Linked DNA regions of Mus musculus: regions 2 and 3 are each linked to region 1. A link is a loop called in an ENCODE intact Hi-C map of the cell type or tissue named here. Cell type or tissue: left cerebral cortex. All regions are shown on one strand. Each heading gives the region's core, and the rest is flanking DNA. Links, peaks and the distances in the headings are about the cores only.

Region 1 (7,190 bases), core at 1,057-6,056:
TATGAATCGTGAACGGAAGAGACATTATTCCCTTGAGAGAGCTGGGTTCTCCCAAGGTTGAGTTTGTTGCCTCTATGAGCATTCAGGAGTAAGAACAAAGCCCTCATGATGCACTTCCCTGTCACTTCCAAATTCACCATCTTTCTGATTCACCTTCTTCTTGGTTCTAAGCTTGTATCCTAGTAGGAGTGGAGCACAAGCCCGAGAAAAGCTGGGGCCTTGGTCTCCCAGCTCAGTTATTAACCCCTGAGCTGACCGTATCCCCTCCACCAGAGGCTGTGCTACCTCACTGGCGCTGCGTGCTCATCTCTGAGGAGCAGGTGAGAGCCGGTGGTGATTGCAGCTGCTGCTCCTCTGAACCCTGTCTTGTTCTCAGGCCACAGTCTTTGCACTGCTGCTTTTAGTGGGTTGGGCAGGTCTGAAGACTGGGAAGTAACTGCTTTTGCAGGTAGCTCCATGTAATTTTTCACGGCCTTCCTTCGAGCTTACCACAAAACCAGCGCTTAGTTAAAAAAATGTATTTTTAATTAGGCTAACTTCATATTTTCAATTCTGTCTGCAGATTGCCAAATGCCTTGCTTTTGTTTCTCCTTTCCTAACAAAATACATATACTTAATATGCTTTCACCAACAAAGTTTCAGCAGCCTCTTTATCTTTGCATACCACAGGTCTGAGAATGCTTTATGGACTCCTGATCCAGTTCGGTCATTGAGACGGCAGAGAAGAAGAGTAAGCATTGCTCTTGTCTCTGGTGGGCGGCAAGCAGATATTTCAATGAGGTGTCTGCTTAGAATGTATCCTCTAACTTTGCAAAGATGAGAGACACCAGATTCCCAAAGAAAATAAGGCCCCCAAATATCAAGATAATTTGTGGAAAGGCTGTACTCCCACACATACATATTTCGGCAGGATTTAAGAAAATGAAATAAATGTAAAGTAAGCACTAAGGACATTGAACTTCAAGTCGGCTTGAGTTCTAACACTTCGTAATAAAAAAATAATCTGTTTACTAGAGAGCTTGGTGAATTGGGCAGACCCTGTGGTGTGGTCATGTTTCCCTGAACGGCTAAAGAAGATGACTCGAGAGAATCACCTGTTAGTGAAGACTTTTAATACTAACAAATGTGGCTGCTTTTCAAGGCAGGTGTTCTCACAGGTTTTATTTGCTTTGGAGTTTTTAGTGTAGTTAATGCTATTTTTATTCTGTTTTAACTAAGACTGTGTTTTCTTTAAAACTTGGTTCTGTGACTGAGGTTTGTTTCCAGCTATAATACCTTTTGATAACATCCTCCTTAGGGATTCTTGTTTAAAATGATCTACTACAGGGTTCTGAAAATCCTCTTCTTCCTTGCTCTGCTTCATTCTGGCTTGCACCCTTAACCCTTCAGCCAGCCCATGGGCTGTGCTTGAAAAACATAGCAGCCTTCCATAATCTGAAGCACCATCCATGATCTGGAGCACCATCCATGATCTGGAGCACCGTCCATGATCTGGAGCACCGTCCATGATCTGGAGCACCATCCGTGATCTGGAGCACCGTCCATGATCTGGAACACCATTCCTTGGCTTTTGATCATACTACTTAGTCTTGGTTTTAAAGATATAAAAGTCTACTAATTCTCTTCAAGTTAGAGAAACTTGCAAACTGCACACACTCAATCATGTCATGGGTAAAGAGATATATACATGGCTTCAGAAGGAACTCAGTTCTCTAGGCCCCCAAAGGAGGGCTATGAATTTCAAGCTCAGTAGTGATCCAGTGTCTCCTAGAGCTTTTTTATGGAAACCTAACAATTCTTTGGTTTGGGTATATCTTTGTTTGCATTAATACCTGCCAGCCAACCGACTCAGTTCCAGTGAGGTTCCACCTAAAACACTGTACATACCTCTCAATTAATTGTGTGGCTGAGTGGATAAACTTTAACTTTCTCTAGTGATTTCACCAGCATTACTAATATATTAATTGCCAACTGCTGAGATTACAGAATGATTACTGATGATTCCCAAATCACCAGGATTACAATGACCTTGGAATGTGTTACAAATTTCAAGAAAGGCAGGAAAAAATATATACTCTATAGATTTAATAGTGTAGTCTACAGACTGATTCTAAGATATGCCGATCACAAAAAAATATTCCTCACAAGGCATCTTGAGGCAAAGCCTAGGTTTTCACTGTCCCTAGCTGGCAGCCCCACAAGCCTTCAATGGAGGTCTGAATGTCATGATTTACTGTGACCATAACAGAAAGGCACACAGAAAGATAAGAGGGTGGAGGTTCTGATGATGAGCAAGAAGCCCTTAACATGTGCATGTCGTGTGTATTTCCTCTTTATGATGCCACCTCTTATTGTGTATCCTTTTGCATGTTGTAAATTCCTTAGCCAGACAGTTTTGCAACCTCAACTCATAAATGTATTGAATATCTTTTTTTATAGAAGGATCTAGCTAACCTTTTGGTTAAAAAAAATAAAAAACTAAAACCATAATGAATATTGATTAACCTTGAGAGCAAAAACATAAACTTAAAAACAATTCCTAAGTCCAAGATCCAGTTTAGCAATGTGCTAATAGCCCATAATGAAGATAGAGTCATAAGTTAATCAACCCATTAAGTTGAGATCAGAAGTGTCAACTCAAGTAGTCTACTAATTTACTGACCCTTAATGGGTCAGCAAGATCTATAATCCCAAGGCTGATCTTTTTGCCTCCACTAACATCACTTTAGAAGCCAAAGCACTTCTTCCCAGGTTGATGATCTCTGACACGGTATGAGCAGGAAGTCAACATAAAATCCATTTGTGAGAAGGAGTTCAGGGCTACTGAGTAATGGAATCTCGAGCTAACTAGTGTGGGAAGTATCTGGTAGTAGCTCCGTATGAAGCACCAGCTTTGTTTTTCTTATGTCCACACAACTGTGAAAAATAAACATGAACAGTCTTCACTGAGCTGCCATCTCCAGCAAGTCCTGGGCTGAGTTAACAAAGGTTTGTCACCGGTCAGTTCCTGTCCCATTGAGAAAGTAAATCTTAGTTTTGGAAATTTCCATTGCCACCCTCCAGACACCACCCCCCCCCCAAAAAAAAGGACCTGAGAAGCAACACGGTAAGGTGAAGGATTGAGTGTCAATGAACCACTGGGAAGTAAATCTTGCTTTATCAAAAAAGAACTGACTTTGGCTGAAGCATGCATGGTTGCTTTGTTCAACCTTTATATGATTTTTGCAAGTTAATCTATTAAATGAGTATCAATTAGAATTTTTGCCACCTTCAAGAGAAAAGGGGGGGGGGATTAGACTATGTCTTATTCCAGATGGGCCAGCAAGAAGTGTAATAAAAATTATGATTAGACACTTTATGGCTTGGAGTATAGCTCAGGGGTGGAGGAGCACTTGAGTAGTATGCACAAGGCCCTGGGTTCAATCCCCAGCAAAAATAAATGATTAATTCCATTGGATCTTATTTGTTAAAAAAAAAAAAAAACTATATGCAATTGCAATAACAATACAAGACTATTTTAACGTCATCAGCATTTTCTTTCTGGATGATAAAGCAATTCACTGTTCCATAATCTGCAGAGTAACCTGTCAGCAGTGAGATGTCAGACTCAAAAGACACATAGAAGCAAACAGATGCCCTTCTCTGCCCAGCAGACACCATCCGCTGTCATTTCTCCCCCAAACAGGACAGAGATAGGCACAGGATTAACTAAGGTCCCGAAAAGGCTGAACAAGTAAAAGGAAAAAGGCAAACAACTGGACCCACTAAACATTAAATGGGGTCTGTGGACAGGAAAATTGAGAGCTTGACAGACCCAAGGATTGCTTTTTATCTCTAAACAGGAGATATGTCAGCTATACGCACGGTGCTTGAAGGATTCCTTAAAGAAAACCCTCTTTTCTGAGAACAGAGAGCCTCTCCGTTGTTGGTGACAGCGCCTTGTATGTTTCCCTACCTGTCGCCTTTGTTTTCCTATCTTCTAAAAGGGCTGCACCAACCTCCTCACAAAGACACTAGCCTAAGAGCCTGGGCAGGAGCAAGAGTTATGTCCCTTGGTTGGAAAAGTGAACCCTGGGGCCACAGAGGCGAGGGTGCAGAGTCCTTCTTTGGTTGGCCAGTGGGCGGTGACTGCTTGCACCCACTCAGGCCCGAGGCCAGTTTGGGGGACGCGAGGGAAATAGGGGAAGCGAGGGGGCCAGATTAGGGACGGGAGGCGGGGATCAGGCCAGAGGGAGGCCGCCGTGGGGGCGGCGAGCCGAGGGGTGCAGGCACCCTGCGCGTACAGCGGCGCTCAGCGGGCTCCGGGCCACAGCTCGGGGCGGCGGGGACGGCGGAACAGCAGGGGCAGGCGAGCCCCTGCGGAGGCGGAGGGCCCAGGGCGCCCGCGGTCGCAGGGCCTCGCGGCGGCGGCGCCAGCTGCGCGGGGCGGAGGCGGGGGCGGCGCGGGGGCGCGGGCGGCGGGAGCGAGCGCGGAGGCCGCGTGGCGCCGCGTCACTTACCGGCCAGGGCGCGGGGCGGTCGCCGAGTCCTCGGGGCGCGCAGCCCGGTGTGCTCGCTCCGCCATGATTGCTTTGTTTCGCTAATTGAACCCGCGCTCGTCCCGCGCTCGCGCTCCCCGCTGCCCGGTCCCCGCGCTCGCTCGCGCCGATTTGTCTGTCTTTCCCTCTCGGTCTGTTCGGCTCTGCTGCGGCTAGCTGTGGAAGGCGAAGTTGCGGGTGCACGGTGCGGGGAACGCGGTGGTGGGTTTGTAAATACAGGTGAGGCGATCCCCAAATCTCGGCTGAGGTGTACTTGCTGGGGGTGGGGGTGGGTGCTTCTCACCCTCCCCCACGCAGGAGAGTAGCCTCCGTGGAAAGTGCCAGAACATGTACCTCTGCTCACCCCTTTCTTCCCGCCAAATTCTTAGCCACCCAAGTTCTCTGGCACATATGGACTCCACAGGAACTATCTACGTTTACTTCGAAAACCTCAAATATAAGTCCTGTCAGGCTATGGAAGGACTGCTGAACCAAGGGGCATATGGTCACTCCAAGTGACCTTCTGGAGCTACTTCAACTCCACCAAAACAAAACAAAACAAAATTCAAACTAGACCATGGGAAGTCCCACAGGAGCTTGAGGGCTCAGCTTGCCATTTCTGAAAGTACTAGTGCCTGGGACACTATTGTCCAAGTATAGAATGAGTTTAAAACTTTAGAAACATATGTTAGTATGGGAAGAAAAACTTAAGCCCATGTTCCATATCTGGTTAAGTGTGCATTAAATACTAGTTTTGACTATAGTTAATACAGACATTAGTTGGCTTAGAGTGATGTGATTTGGGGAAATAAATAAATAAATTTGGGGAAATAAATCTGAAAGAAATTTATGTCTAGGCTTATGGCCTCATTGAAAAGGCTAGTCTTCCATTCTCACTTCTATCCATACTACAATGTTGAGACCAAAACCTTTCAGTGTTCGAATTATTATCCATATCTTGCTGTAAAATCCACCTTTTATGTTATTCTTGTATCAGTCTCATTACAAAAAGTTACTGCCTTACCCATGTTTCTTTTTTTTTCTATAGAGGACTCAAAAATATCGCCCATAAGTTTGGATCAGACATTTACAGATAACATACAGATTATATGGGGACAAGAGCCATATCCAATCAAGACAAACAAATAATGTTTATTTGGTTAGTTGCTTTCCATGTCCTAACCCTATGATCAGTTAGTAGGCAGGTAAGCATTTGGACTAAAAGTAGATGAAATCATATTGTCAAGAAAGGAGAAAGCCCCCAGCACGCATTACGTTAATCCATTCTTTCAGAAAGATTCATCCCAAGTTGGAATCATTTTCCCCTACATATGATGGTTGTTAACAATCTCACCACAGTTTTTAGTGTTTCCCCAAATTCTACCTTAAATCTAACTTTATGAAACACATGCTCACTTACACTTCCCCAAGGAAGTTTCTCCTCTTGGCTTCTCTACTGGCTAATTTTGAGTGTCAACTTGACATAAGCTGGGGTTATCACAGAGAAAGGAGCTTCCGTTGGGGAAATGCCTCCATGAGATCCAGCTGTGGGGCATTTTCTCAACTAGTGATCAAGGGGGAAGGGCCCCTTGTGAGTGGGACCATCTCTGGGCTGGTAGTCTTGGTTCTATAAGAGAGCAGGCTGAGCAAGCTAGGGGAAGCCAGCCAGTAAATAATATCGCTCCATGGCCTATGTATCAGCTCCTGCTTCCTGACCTGCTTGAGTTCCAGTCCTACATCCTTTGGTGATCAACAGCAATGTGGAAAGTGTAAGCTGAATAAACTCTTTCCTCCCCAACTTGTTTCTTGGTCATGATGTTTGTGCAGGAATAGAAACCCTGACTAATACAGTGTCATATGCAAAATGCTTGAACCTCAGAATTCTTAATATTGGTAATGCTTTATATACATGGAAGGATTTCTATTTCACAAAGATTGATCTTAAAGCATCATGATTTTAGAAATTAGATGAAAATATTGTATTGATTTATCCAATGACCAACAGTGTGTAGAGAATTACTGGTTCATCATGCTAGGAACCTTACCTAATACAGCATTTTTTAAAATTTATTTATTTATTTTAGATATTTTCTTTATTACATTTCAAATTTATCCCCTTTCCTAGTTTCCCCTCGGAAAATTCCCTATACCCTCACCCCTCCCCCTGCTCCCCAATCCACCCAATCCCATTCCTGGTCCTGGCATTCCCCTACACTGGGGGATAGAGCCTTCACAGGACCAATGACCTCTCCTCCCATTGATGACCAACTAGGCCATACATCCTCTGCTACATATATAGCTAGAGCCACAGGTTCCACCATGTGTTTTCTTTGATTGGTGGTATAATTCAAAGGAGCTCTGGGGGTACTGGTTAGTTCATACTGATGTTCCTCCTATAGGGCTTCAGACCCCTTCAGCTCCCTGGGTACTTTCTCTGGCTCCTTCATTGGGGACCTTGTGCTCCATCCAATGAATGACTGTGAGCATCCACTTCTGTATTTGCCAGGCACTGGCAGAGCCTTACAGGAGACAGCTATAACAGGCTCCTGTCAGCAGGAGCCTAGTGTCTAGGTTTGGTGGTTGTTTATGGAATGGATCCCCAGGTGGGGCAGTCTCTAGATGGTTCTTCCTTCAGGCTTTGCTTTGAACTTTGTCTCTGTAACTCCTTCCATG
Region 2 (7,190 bases), core at 2,191-7,190, 180 kb after region 1:
TCAGATATGTTGAGTATTCTCAGCAGTTCTTATTGTGCTTCTTGTAAACAATAGCTTACAATAATGTACTGATGATGGTGTAAATTCCCAGTCTAGAACACCTCAGCACAGTGGTTGGACCATTGAATTAGTAAGTCTTTATGCAATATTCTTGTTTTGTTTTGTTTGATAGCAGATAGATTCTTTAGCTTACTGGATTTATTTTTGGAAAATGCTCATTTAGACATTTATTCACCATGAAAATAACAAGACTATTTCTCTTAAAAATGAGATAGTGTTCATTAATAGAATTTTGGGAAATTCTTATTAATTTAATAATGAGAGTTCAGAGGCAAGGACTCAATGACAGCAGTAAGTATGACATAGATTAAGGGAAATGACTAGTATCTTGAGGGAAACCCTCCAATGGATATCATGGGTATCAAATGTAGAACTTAAGCCTTGATTTTTAGCTTCTTCTACTTGGAAACAGCAAGAAATAAATCTCTTTTGGCTCAGAAGCTACCCAAATTATGGTACTTTTCTGAGAGCAGCCTGAGTAGAATAAGACAGTTCACAATTAGTTAAGGCTGAACCAGGGAATATATTAAGTGGTCGGGCATAGCAATAATTTCAGGAGACAAGAAAAATTCCCACAAAGAGCAACTAAGAACAATGTTCAAGGAAAGTTAAAGTTTCCACATGAAAAGCATGGTGGTGCGAAATACTGAAGTACTGAAAATGCAAGTCTTAACAAAAAAGGTATAAATACTGGATGAGATTACACATCTTCTTAATCTTGTATGGTCCACTCTTGAACAGCTTTAAATGTATCCCCATCACATAGTGCATAATGGAAACATTCTTAATAACTGAGTTGCATGACCGAGCAGATGGTACTTCAGCATATATTACATTCATTTGTAGAGTTGTTAAACACACCACAGGGACCCTACTACCAGAATTTGGGAATCTTTAGGTTGGAGTTAGGGGTGTGTGAGGAATATAGAAATATCTTTACTTTTAGCCTTTGGTCTGGAATTCATATAACACACAAATTAGAGGCAGAACACTGGCAGACACTGCAGTTACCTATGTGAGAAACTGGAAGATCATTGCAGCTTTAGCAAGTAGTTGCTATCATGATGGCCCTGTGGGAGGAGGGGAGCTGGTGGCCAACCAAGGCTGGCAGTTCAAGTGGCTGCTAAGCTGAGTTGGAGGTAGCAGCAGTGATGAGGCAGTGGACAAAGAGACTCATTCTATCCACAGAGTTACTTTGGCAGACAAGTGCCTGATACCAGTTTTTAAGAGGTAGACTGAATCATGGTAGAAAAGTGCTGCTAAGAACTCATCTTGAGTTTCCCTTGATTGATTTGCACGAACCCCTTCATCATTTACATGGAAGGCAATATCATTTCCAGTACTGTACTGGGATGCTGTATATGAATGTCTGCTGAGCCATTTGAGCATTTATAGACATTTCAGCTACTTTCAGAAGTTGCTCCACAGTTTTCGTCTATCTCACTGGGTATCTTGCCAGTTCTGATTAGCTATTTACAAGTGCTAGGTCTATGGGACTCTTTTACCCACATATGTCTTGGATTTGATGACCTTTATTGAGCTCCCTGAGAGAAGAAATTTCAATGGTGAAGAATTACTTTTGTGAATGTAAGAAAGAATCATCTGTAAGCTGGAGCTTACAGGTCTCCTAATATCCTGTTTAAGTTCAATGTCTCTTAGGTATATTCACTATAAAAATAATCACTTATGTTGACGAGCACTCAAGTGTCCCATTATTCCATGGTAAGGAGACAGATGCTAAGTCAATGTACATTGTGCTAAAAATAAATAAAACTATAGCACATCTCTTGAGAGAATATAAAGAAAACTTTGATGTTCCCAGTACACAGCAAAACAAACAAACAAACAAACAAACAAACAAACAAACAAACCAAACACAAGACTCTATCTAACCCAAAGAACAGTAGCTGCTAGATCAAGTACCACAGTAGCATCTTTTTTTCAATAAGTTAAACAGTAAAAAAGCCTTTAAAACGTTGTACAAGTTTCCCATGGGTAAAGTTGTTTTCTTTTGCATTTCATTTCTATTTAGCATGAGCTGAGAAAAAAATTCTATTTCAGACACTTTAGGAGGACATGAGGAATTAATGCTGGGTTAAAATGATACATGATGAAAATCCAGAAAAATAAAAGAGTACATAAATTTTCAGACAAATTAACAAAAGCATAAAATTTGTTTAGTACAATTTCTATGGCATATAAAACTAACAAACTGAGATTCAATGCAACATAGAAACCTTTTTTTTTTTTTTTTTTTTTTTTTAATAAGACAGTATGACTATACTAAGGAGGTATGATCTAATAGTTACAAACTGGGGCAATTTTAGCAATTCATATGTAGCTTCTTTTCCCTGTCCTTGCCTCTTCAGAGTCAGGGAGAGTTGTTTATTCCAGGCATAAAGAAGGCAATCTGAAGTGAGTATTTCAGGAGCTGCTGTGGGGGGCCAGAGGTGATTGGATTGATCTAGGTTTTGTTGTTTATTCAAATGCCAAGGTTGTATGCCCCGAATCCCTCAGTGGTAAACTTTTGTTTCCTTAATTGTATGGTAAAAAAAAGTGTCCTAGCTCACTTACCAATCCCTTTGCTTGAAAACCCACCAATCCCTGAGATAGCCTAAAACTCAAACTTGGAGTCCCACCAATCCCCACCCTGAAAAACTCCCAAAGAATCCCTGTGTAAAGCCTGTTTCTAGCTTAGTTCTTTGCTGCTTTTTCCCCAAGCAGATGCAGCCATCCTCCTGTATTTTTTCTAATAATCTTCTTGTGTGAGGTCTGTTGTATTGTGGGATTGTGTAATATTCTTTGGCTCCAGACTGCCAGGATACCTTTCTCCTCAGAGTTGCAACACTTGCATTGGGGAAACCTTTCTCCTCAGAGCTGTAACACTTGTATAAAGTTGTGTACCTTTTTTTTTTTTTTTTTTTTTTAGTGCTGACAACACTGCAATCTGAGTCACATTTTGAGAAAGTCTTATCATACTGGTTCTCCAAAAACACTTAAATTGTGATTCATAACAGTAGCAAAATTACGGTTACAAAGAAGCAACAACATAATTTTATGGTTGGGGGGGGTCACTAAGAAGGTTGCGAACCACAGTCTTAGTGTAACAAGTACAACATTCTTGTGTTCTTCAAGCATTCAGAATATTGTGACAAATTCTGCCAATCTATTAATCTTTTAAAATCCAATCTTCAATGAGGGCAATAAGAATAGGAAGAATATCTTATTCATCTTTGCACAATCTTACTTACTAACATATTACAGTGATCTTAAAAATAGTAGAATCAAAAGTGACTTATTCTAATGCCAAATTATCATATGGTAACTATTAACAAGTTTCTTACACAATCAACACCCCCTCCCCCCACGTTTTCTTAAATCTATATTTAGAAATGAGTGAATGAGTAACCATTTCTAAGTTACCAGAATGTATAGGAAATTTTGTCAGTCTACCACCTCAAGAATAAATTGAATCTCTCACAATTTCTATGGGCTTCCTTTAAATATATCTAATTAAAAACAGTACAACACTGAATCAGCATACAATATACATGATGTATTGAATGTACAATTTATTTACATATGCATTTGGTTGAAGGGTATACTGGGAGTATACAGGAGATCTAGTCCAGAGCAAACGCAAGAACAGGAGAGGTGATGGGGCAGGTTCAGGGTAAAAACAGTATGCTATGGGCACACTGTAAATGCCCTGTCAAAGTAGGAAAGTCAGCTTTGGAGTTGCATCAGTCTTCAATGAAATCAACAAGAGGATTTTGCTAGTTTTATTTTTTGACAGTCAAGGTCAGAATAATCCTGAACCGTCAGGCCTGTGGACTTGTGAGTGATCTTCCTTTCTCCTGCTTTCTCCTGCTACTAAGCAGACCAGTTGGCCCAGTTCATTGTCCAGGTCAGGGCAGCGTACCCACCAGTTAGTTTTTCCCGCCGAAGCGGGTTTCCGCCCCGTCCCTTTGCAGACTGCGCATGTGCGGCGGCCATTCCTGTGCGCCATGGACGAAGCAGAAGCAAGCCTGTTGCGCCATTTCCCGCTGCTACTTCCTCAGAACCGGGAGAAAACTGTGTATGAGGGATTCATTTCGGCTCAGGTACCCTGAGGGGTCGTTCTGTCGCGCGAGAGCCTGTCACTCGTGGCAAAGCCTGACCGCGGCGTCTCCGGCTGCCTGGCTGGGAGAGTGTAGCAGAGCCTGGAGAAGTAGCGCCGATACTCTGCGCATGCGCGGTCGCTAGGTGGCGACGCCGCGCGACACAGGGTGGGCGGGGCGGCTCGCCGGTGCCTGGCTGGTGGTGGAAGAGGGAGGTGCAGTTCTGTAGGTCTTAACCAGAGTTCATCACGGCGGTGTGTTACTACACTTACGATTTTGATTTATAGAGCACTCAGGGTCCACTATTAAGCCGAACCTACACAAACAGAAAAATCCAAACCCCATTATTTTATAGTTGAAATCAGATCCTGGGAAATCTAGAGAGACTACCTTGACTATGATGGTGTCAGTTACCTCTGAAACTCTTACTGTTTAGAAAATCTCACCCCAGCGGGCCCCCCCCCCCCCCCCCCCATGGTACAACAAATTACCTTAATTTAAGATTTTGACTATGGACTTTTCCTCTGAATATTAAACTCAGCTACGTGTAACTTGCCCTTTAATGACAGGAGTCATTAATTTCCACGTGTGTTGAAGCAACAACCTCTAGAATGCTGAGCAGATACCAGATTTTCTAAATAGTAACACTTGTCCCTAAACATTCCTGGGAGTTAAGAAAATTCTCTGTGATAAATATACACACAGGAAGCATGGACTTCCTTAGGGATTTTCAAACCATGTGAACCTTTAAAGAATGGCTAAAATTTATTATAGATGGAAATGAGTTAGCCACCTTTTGCTTAACTGTTGAAATATCCAGTTAAAATGTTTTTCACATTTACAGAAACATTCAGAAACGTGAGAGAGAGAGAGAGAGAGAGAGAGAGAGAGAGAGAGAGAGAGAATGAATTTGTGCGCATGCATGTGCACATCTGTTCTGGGAATTGAACCTGCAGCCATTCACATGCCAGGCAAGTGTTGCACAGGACAGGCAGAAACAAGTGTTTCACATCACTTGTCTGTATCTCCAATAGCACTTTAGAAAACAATTATAGCCATAAGATTAGACCGGAAATACGTTAGCCTTCGATGTAGGTAATTTCTAATTTTTTATTCCTTAAGCATGCCTTTGAGTCTTAAGCACTGTCTAAAAGCTATCCAGCACAACTGATTTTATCCTGAGTGTGATTGTGGTTGGTCCTGTGCACACACTTACCTTACCCTTTGAGATTAAATCATAGATACGTTTCTTGCTGTTTTATCTCTAAATAATTTAGCACTCATTTCATAAAACAAGGGTCCACTCAAACCTAACCTCAGTACAGTTACTACAACTGCTATGCGGTGTAAAATTTCATGGAGTATTTAATTATCTTATCTCTTCTTTTGGAGCAGTTCTTAGTCTGTGTTTTTATTAACTTGAATTTTATTTTTAAGAGTTAAGCTTATTAGGTTTGATATTTTCTCACCATTGAATTCTGGGAATGTGTTTGGGCAGGGGCATCCCAGAAACTGTCCTGTGTTCCCTTCAAGGCACATGAAGTCAACTACTCCCAGTGTTGATATTAATAATGCCAGTTACTAGGTTAGTGTGGCTTCTGCCAGATCTTCTTTTGAAATTAACGAGTACTTTTCGGTGAGGTTCTTTGGGCCATTACACATTCACTTATATACTGCATATTCATTCATTCATTCATTCATTCATTCATTTTAGTTCCATTTTTCCCATTTATTTATTTATTTATTTATTTCTTCACTTACTTTACATCCTGATTACTCTCCCCATCCCCCCCATAGCCCCCCCCCCTCCTCTTCTCCTCTGAGGAGGGGAGCTGCTCCCTTCTGCCCAGGAACCAGCCCACCCGGCACCTACCTGAAGCCATTGCAGGACTAGACACATTGTCTCCCACTGACATCAGACAAGGCAACTCAGTTAAGGGAACAGGATCCACAGGCTGGCAGCAGAGTCAGGGGCAGGACTCTTTCCAGTTGTTGAGGGACTCATGTGAAGACCAAGCTGCACTTTTCTTAAACATGTGTGTATGGAGGCCTAGATCCAGCCCATGTATGCCCTTTGGTTGGTGGTTCAGTCTCTTGGAGCCCCCCAAGGGTCCAGGTTGGTTGAACCTTTTGGTTTTCTTGTGGAGACCTGAGTCTCTGTACCTCCAAGTCCCACAATCCTTCCTCCAACTCTTTCACAAGACTCCCAAGTTCCATCTGATATTTGGCTGTGGGTCTCTGCATTGGTTTTGTATATTTCAGATTTTCAATACTAGATTCTTGGCTTAAATAGCTAAATAGTAATTATTGGTGTCAAATCTCTCAAGGCTTTTCTAACACTATCATACCTATCTGTGAATTGGTGCTTTGTTATACGGAACAGTTTTCCCATCTTACTTCTTTTTGATGTGTGATTGTATGTGTTGCTTCCTTTATTTTGCTTGCACACTTTCTGTTTCTATGCTTCTGAGGTGTTGCACTTCCCTCATCATGCTGCTTTAAGAGGATCTGGTAGATGCTTCGGTATTGTGTCTCATCACTGGATTTTGGAGCTTATATAATTTCTACATGAAGTTCTTTATTCTAACTTTTGTTTTTACTCTTTGGTAGAACTTATAGTTTAGTTGCACCACAATTACCATTGTTTATAAACATCACCTTTGGTACCTTGACAATCAGTTTTTACATGAAGGAATCATTTGTGAGCAGAGGAAAAGTATGTTTTCTATTATTAGGTCCTATTGTCTTGAGTGAGCTTTGGTAGTTTGTGGCAAAGAGTTAATTTCATATAGGTTTCTGAATATATTGATTTACAAAGTTATTTATGATATTCACCCTTTTCTGTCTTTCTTTTCTTTCTTTCTTACTTTCTTTTTTTTGTTAGATATTTTCTTTATTTACATTTCAAATGTTGTCTCCTTTCGTAGTTTGCCCTCTGAAAATCCCTTAAACCCCCCCTCCCCTCGCTCTCCCTGTTCCCCAACACACCCACTCCCACTTCCTGGCCCTGGAATTCCCCTATACTGGGGC
Region 3 (7,190 bases), core at 1,402-6,401, 280 kb after region 1:
ATGACAGGACTGGGAACCAGGTCTGTTTACCATTCCTACCAATAATGATGCCAAAGAACTTAGAAAAAGTCCTTTGCAAACTTGAAGGAAAAAAAAAATGATTGTAACAGTGTATGCTACATGCCCAAATCAGGTGATTTTCTTATCTAAAAAGTTTTGTTTGCTGATCGGTATAATGTGACCCAGGTGTAAACAGCATTTAGGCATGTAATGATTAAGTTCTTCAAATATATTGACTCAAAATAGTCTTTTTAGAGGTTGATTTTTATCTCTGTTCAAAAATATCTTAATCCTAAAAATACCAGTTGCTATTGAATAACCTGTGAATGATTCTCAAAATATAAAAGTAAAACTCTAAAAAACAAAGAACCCATAAGAGCTGGGCAGTTCCTGGAGCACCACCGTTTTGGTTCTAAAGTCAAAGATGACTTAAACATCGTTTTTAGCAAACTCTCTGTGATCCCGAAGCTTTAAGTGTCTGGGAATGGGAGTGGGTAATGGTGAACACCCACAGAGCAGCTACCGTGAAGACTCATGGATCAAGAAAGGTTTTATGGTCCAACTTACTGCAACTGCTTCCAGAAGGAGCCCACTTAAGCACCGACTCTGGGAGTTCATCCAGCAGGCTAAACAGAAAACAGACAGCACATGGTGAGTGTCTTCAGCCCAGGCTCCCTGTTTCAGGTAGAACATAAAACTCTGATTCTGTGTTGATAGGACACAATTGTGCCCTTTTTGTACCCAACTGTAGTGGATAGGAGGATTAGCAAAGTGGGAGAGGGCATTCCTTAGTTCTTATTGGTCAGTTTTACAGTTGTAACTACCTAGAGGCCTTAACTCAAATTGTACACAATTGAGGACTGTAGAATGTTTGCTATGATGTTTCCTAAAGAAGAATAGAAAATACATAAAAAGCTAGGTGTAGTTGGGGAAATCTTTTATTCCTCTTATATTTAAAGGTGTGTGGGTCTCTGTGGATGCTATGGCAGGCAGCAAAAGTGATGAGAATGGAAACTTGGTTCAGACTGACTTTTTCAACCTGGATCAAAACTTCAAAGAGTCTGCCAGGGATATATTGTCAGCACATCTAAACATAGTAGAATTTGGGGAAAAGCTTTCTAGGCAATGATCATTTCAACTCTAGGTGCAGAGTAAATCTCAGGGTGGGACTACCTAGAAACTCTTTGAAAAGTATATGTGAATCTGAAGGTGGGGTGTATAGCTAAAAGGACTAGAATCTTGTATCTTCTCTGAGATAACATTGACATCAGTATGCCATAAAATTCATGTGACATCCCCTAAGGATTCTACCAACTGGGAACCAACAGATCAAGGTCTAGGGAGAGAGAGCCTGGGATAAATATTCTGCGGCCTTTGGGGGAGGTTTGCTTCCCCCAGGAAATGTCAGCAATGTAAGCAAATGTTAGCAGGTTTCTGGGTGGGAAAATAGACATTTGATTTCCTCCACAGAGGAGAGGCCACTCTGTCTCATCATTTCTGGTCTCCCTAGTGAACTGTGGGCACGAATGCCTTGGTGTCTCTGTGGAGTCATTTTCCTGATGTATCGATTACTGAAAAGGGGTGATTTTTAGTTCTCGGTGTGCATTTGCCCTGTCCAGGCAAGAGTTTATATAACCAAATGGTTAAATAAGTTAAGAAGAAATATCAATACAACAAACACCTGGTAAATGCTTTCCAGTTGGGGCTAAATATCACTTTCTTAATTTACTGTAGCAAAAATATATAAAGCCTCAACTAAAATTATAAATAAAGTGAATGATTCACAGAGAAACACAAGTGGAAAAGCACATGGTGATCTTAAGTGACTCATGACAGCAGAAACAGAGGGACACAGAGCTGTGGCCAAACCTGCCATCCTGCCTCACATTATACCTTCACAGGCGAAGAAAGGAGCACTTATTACATAGGAAATCGAAAGATTTTTAAATTTTGATACATAATATATTAGTATTTGGATTTGTATTGTTAATCAAATAAAGATGAAGACAATATATGTAAAGTCAAGATAATATTTCACTTATTAAAACCCTATTTTATGTAGTACCCTTTTACTATACATGAATACATGTGGACATATTATTCACTAGTTAATAAAATGTTATCCTCTATATACATGCTGATACAAGACTAAAACAAACCATTTATTAGTCTTATAAAAGAAAGCCTGCCAGGGATTGTTAGGTTAAAATCCTGGCCTTTAACTAAAGTACACTACGTAAATTAGCTAAGCTGAGCTCACAAAGTGTATACAAGAACTGCTTATAGGAGTGTTGATGTCCATGCATTCACTGTGCTGCAGTGTGGAGGGTGCCAGTTATAAGAGGACGGAAATGAACAGAACTCGTCAGAGTCTCAACTTGCACAAATGTGTCAGGGACTAGGGTGTTCAAGATTTCAAGCACAAGAACTGTACATGTCAGTTTGTAGAGATCTGTCATTTCTAGCCTTTAGTCCAAACCTTCTGTCTTGGGCACAGATCCTACAGTGAATCTAAGTGTGGTGGCTGCATCTCTAATCCAAGCACTTGCGAGGCTGAGAAGGGAATCATGAGGTTGAAGCCATCATGGGCTACAGAGTAAGACCCAGTCCAAAACAACATTTACATCTGAAGATTGACTTATCTGGCTGAGCTGCCCTTGGTGTCTATTTTTATTATATGTTTTCCTAAAACTCCAGTGCACAGCAATCTCTCCATAGATAACTATTTCAGTTTACCTTAGAATGTGAGGAAAAGCTGCCCACTCTGTACCTTGGACCAGCTGACCAGTGAGAGACTTGTAAAACGCACTTTGTTCTAAAACTGACCTCCTTGTGCTAACAGCATCAAGGTAATAAACTTTGAATGTAGTCTATATTTGTAAGATTTATGTGGCTGCAAGTATGTTTCATATAAACAGCTCATGTAAAAGTTTTCTTTGTTTCTACTTCAAAAAAGAAAAAAGATATGCTTTTGGAGACAGGAGTATGAGGTATGCTGTTCTCCCCTGAGAAACACAAGCCCCCTCTCCCACCTCACCCTGCTCCTCTGCACAGTAGATACCGATCACACCAAAACCAGACTGCTTCCATACCCAGGCCCACACTAATTTACAAACAGTCCATCTTGTACACACCACCATAGGATCTAAGTGCCAGAAAACAGCTTGTCTGGAAACTGATGTTTTATTTTACATCTGCACTGTAAAATTATCAAGTACAGATATTTTTATGTCTTCGTGATTCTGGTTTTTAAAAAGTATTTTTCAAGCTGACGACATTAGTTTATTTTCACTGGTGCCAAGGGGCCATTCTCTCTGTCTTTTCTAGTCCCTGCTGTCGGTCCTACTGCATAAAGGGGCAGGGGGTTGGAGAATACCTACTTGGTTTTAGCAGTCTGGACAGCCACAGGGTCGTCCAGCTTTGCTTCCCAAGGAAGCTTCCCGAAGAGCCAGTGCAGCATGCAGTAACCAAGGATTTCAACATCACTCCTCCTGGACGGGGCTGCAGAAAGGGGAGGATGAGAAAGCTCGTGAGAAATAGAGAAATCTTTGAGTGAGCTCCCATTGACGAAATATGCAAAGGCCAAATGGGTAGAGCGTCATGTTTACTCAGCTGGAGTAACATTAACTGTCTGGGTCTCTGGCCTCGGTCCACAGACAGGCAGCGACTGGCTGCTGAAGTAAGGGTCAGTTTCTTCACCTCCTCCAACTTCATCTTTCCTTAGTCTAGCCTGTCATATGAACTTGATCCCATGGCCTCTGACATGATCCAGACAACCCATAACCCGGCACCAACACTTTCTCAAAGAGCCAAGCAGTAAAACAAAGAAATAAATGTCTGCAGCTAAATTGCTAACACATGTTCAAGGAAGTCCATGGGGTTTGCCGCGGTCACGCAGAGACCCTCTGAGTGCAGACTAAACACTGAAGGTCTTTCCTATTCTGTCACACCAGTGGTTGCACTTGAAGCCAGAAGAATATGACAAAACTGCCATCTAGTGTGCAGTCTTTAAAACCAGGCCCAAGAAGATGCAGTTCTGTGGAAGAACCACAACCATGGGCACACAGCTCCCAAGTGCTTCCCATATCTTCAGATACGAGAAGCTCTGCACAAAACTACTAGTCTTAAATCTGAAAGCCAGAGGTGAGGCAAGCATGAGGGGAATGTGGTCCAGAGGTATGGTGGAGAAGGAAGTTCTGAAGTAAAATAGAGACTTATTGTAAGATGGCTTTTATTAAAACATAGTAAAAGAACATGATCAGATCCCAGTAAATATCATAATTAACAAACTCTTAAATACTGTGGACTAATTTCATCTCATTTTGACATATTTTTTTTTCTCAAGTACCTTATATCAAAAGGCAGTGAGAACTAAGACTTGTTAAATTCAACTGACGCTTGGTAATAAGTCATTGAATTAATGACTAACACGCCTATAAAATAAAGTCATTTTATCAGCATTCCAAGCTGTTATAAAAACAATAAGGTGGTATTTATATTTATTCTACTACTTGAATGTTCATCTGTGCAGGGATATATAATATCCTGAGCAATATGTGGCTGTTAAAGCTGTTGTAAACAGGTATTCCATTTCATTGTCCTTAATGAAGTAAACTCTAAAAAGTCACTGAGTGAACTAGGTCTTTAATTTATAGAAGCATCTACTAAGAACAATTGTGCCACCACATGTGTAGCTACTCTAGGTCACCATACATAGTTTTAAAGGTGCTATATGTTGTAGCTACTCTGATTGTTATAAAAGCACAGCATATGGTTACCCTTACACATTCTCATCTTAACTGCTATTTGAGTACTGAGTTATTAAAGGACCTTCAATCCAGTAGAAGGCCAGGCCCATGGGTGCTGTATGTTTTGTGGTTGGACTTCAATATTTCTTAATGCAGGATTTGGCTCTAGTATTAAAATAGAAACACAATCTCTACCATGCTGTTATGCAATGATTTCTTCTGTGAAAAAATCTCCCATTAATAGAATGGCTCCATTTGTACAGATGTGTGCACAAGTTCTTTTTCTATTACAGGAATTCCTAATCACAACCTTTACTGCTCAAAAAGGATATTCTGACACACGTTTGCGAGATACTGGCTACACACAAGAGGAGAGAAAAACAAACCAATGTGAATGAATGAATGTGGAATGAAACTTCCCAGGAACTCTAGCTACCTCCAGCTGAGGGACACAGCTGAAATCAATATTTCATAAACTGGTCTTCATGTAAAATAGGCCTTTGAGAGCCAAGTTCACTTCACTATTATAGTTCAGTCTTATCTAATTAAATATATTATCAAATTTTCAGTCTTTCACTATATATGCTCCGTTAATGAGTATGGTAAGCAAGCATTTTAAAAAAATTTTATTAGATATTTTCTTTATTTACATTTCAAATGTTATCTCCTTTCCTAGTTTCCTCTCCAAAAGTACCCTATACTCTCCCCCTACCCTGCTTCCCAACCCACCCACTCCTGCTTCCTGGCCCTGGCACTCCCTTCTACTGGGGCATATAATTTTTGTAAGACCAAGGGTCTCTCCTCACATTGATGACCAACTAGGCCATCCTCTGCTACATATGCAGCTAGAGACACAAGCTCTGAGGGGTACTGGTTAGTTCATATTGTTGTTCCTCCTATAGGGCTGCAGACCCCTTTAGCTCCTTGGGTCCTTTCTCTAGCTCCTTCATTGGGGGTAAGCAAATATTTTACCAGTGCTCTCCGTGCTACAGAAACCTTTATAATGTTACACGGAATGGTCATGTGTTCCTAGCCTAAGAAGCATGTCAAAGAGAGACAAAACCTCCTGACCTGTTCTAGGGAAATTAAATTCTTTCATGTCCACAATCTAGCTACTGCACAGAGAATAAGTATAATGCTTGTTAACTCAAAAAACATTAGTTGAGTATTAGAAATCTCTGGGAACAATAAGGTTGACTCAGCGGTAGAACACATGCCTTATAGGTACAAAGATTCTTAGTTTCGCACCCAGCACAGAATAACCATTTGAAAAATTTTAGAGATAGGCTTGGTGGTTAAGACTGCCTGTTACTCTAGCAGAGGACCCAGATTTGGTTCCCAGCATCTATATGGGGGCTCACAAACATCTGTTCCAGGAGGTATAACACCGACTTCTGGCATCTGCAGGCACCAGATACACACAATGCATATACATGCCTGTAGATAAAAAATGCATACAAATGAAATAAGCATAATTTATTTGAAATTGAAAATCTTTTAAATCTTAAAGCTACTTGTTTCATTGTAAACTTGCCCAACCCATTGAAAAGGCCAACTGAACCAAGAAATGAAAAACGTTCCAGAGTAGGAATCCACAAGCAAGGTTGGAATTTCCTCCCCAGCACTGCTCCATCCTTGCTCTGCAGCTCAATGATACAGTCTATTTGCCTTAATTCACTGTATTCACTTAGACAGAAAGTGTATTATGAATTGTTCTCTCTTGAAAACATATGTTTGCATAATTCAGTGAACTACATAAGGTTTTCAGTTGCATTTCATAACTAATGTTATCATTATTTGTAGGTCCTCATGTAGAGTCCCCAAAACTCAAACTTTTACTTTCTGTTTGGCAATTTTTCTATCAAGAGTTTTTTCTCTCAGCTTTCTTAAGTTAGTTTCCAAATACTATTTAGCATCTAATGTTATTGTGCATAGAACCACGAAGCAAGCAAATTATTCTTTTCACTGAGAGTATGTTGTTTGCAATTGCTCAACATTTCAAAATGATAAAATATTGCCAAGTATAACAATAATAAAAAAGGCACAGGTGGGGACTCAAGGTCTATTTCAGGGGGAAAAAACAGTTTCCAGAAATAGCTGACTCTAGAAATTATAATTAAATAAAACAACTATGTGATTTATGGAGAACAGCCACTGCACCACATGCTGGAGGACTGCATTATTACCTTTTAATCAGTTCAGCAGTGTCAGTATTGCTAATCACACTGGCAATAAGAAGACAGTGGTGCAAAAGGTTAAAGGAGGTACTTCCTATCAGAGAGCAAGCCTGACAGAGCAACCCTGGAGCCACTGCTTTCCGAATGAAGAAAGCACATGCTCTCTGTAATGATGGCCTCCATCCTCAGTTTTAGAACCATCCAATTGATATTATCTCACTACTTTTCAGTATGGCAGGAGCTACACGACAGAGACCTTCTGACT

What was found. Hi-C counts contacts between places; a loop is a spot of excess contacts. Peaks named below come from ENCODE experiments on the same cell type or tissue, not always from the same donor. Only the 100,000 strongest peaks of a DNase experiment are listed, where the experiment ranks them.
Region 2: a loop joins it to region 1, with 4 times the contacts of the local background. A loop is called at or near these places in 5 of 42 quality-filtered maps.
Region 3: a loop joins it to region 1, with 2.9 times the contacts of the local background. A loop is called at or near these places in 9 of 42 quality-filtered maps.

The regions. Positions count from the first base shown.
Region 1 is chr11:26,205,992-26,213,181 of GRCm38, forward strand. It overlaps 5730522E02Rik (RIKEN cDNA 5730522E02 gene), which reads right to left and starts at 4,585. Exons shown (of 6, transcript NR_027973.1): 1 at 4,500-4,585. In left cerebral cortex, for the core only: no CTCF peak of the experiment used is centred there; DNase peaks (open chromatin) are centred at 3,739, 4,074, 4,469 and 4,943; H3K4me3 peaks cover 1,732 bases; H3K27ac peaks cover 1,449 bases.
Region 2 is chr11:26,383,148-26,390,337 of GRCm38, forward strand. Fancl (Fanconi anemia, complementation group L) reads left to right here and starts at 3,937. Exons shown (of 14, transcript NM_025923.3): 1 at 3,937-4,163. The coding sequence starts at 4,068. It also overlaps the pseudogene Gm18324. In left cerebral cortex, for the core only: a CTCF peak has its summit at 4,349; DNase peaks (open chromatin) are centred at 4,080 and 4,273; H3K4me3 peaks cover 1,183 bases; H3K27ac peaks cover 688 bases.
Region 3 is chr11:26,486,393-26,493,582 of GRCm38, forward strand. Vrk2 (vaccinia related kinase 2) reads right to left here. Exons shown (of 13, transcript NM_027260.3): 9 at 3,381-3,501; 10 at 568-626. Among named protein-coding and RNA genes, the nearest start is that of Fancl, 100 kb to the left of the region's middle. RefSeq lists an enhancer at 2,696-5,341. In left cerebral cortex, for the core only: a CTCF peak has its summit at 4,011 (motif pointing left); DNase peaks (open chromatin) are centred at 1,787 and 4,002.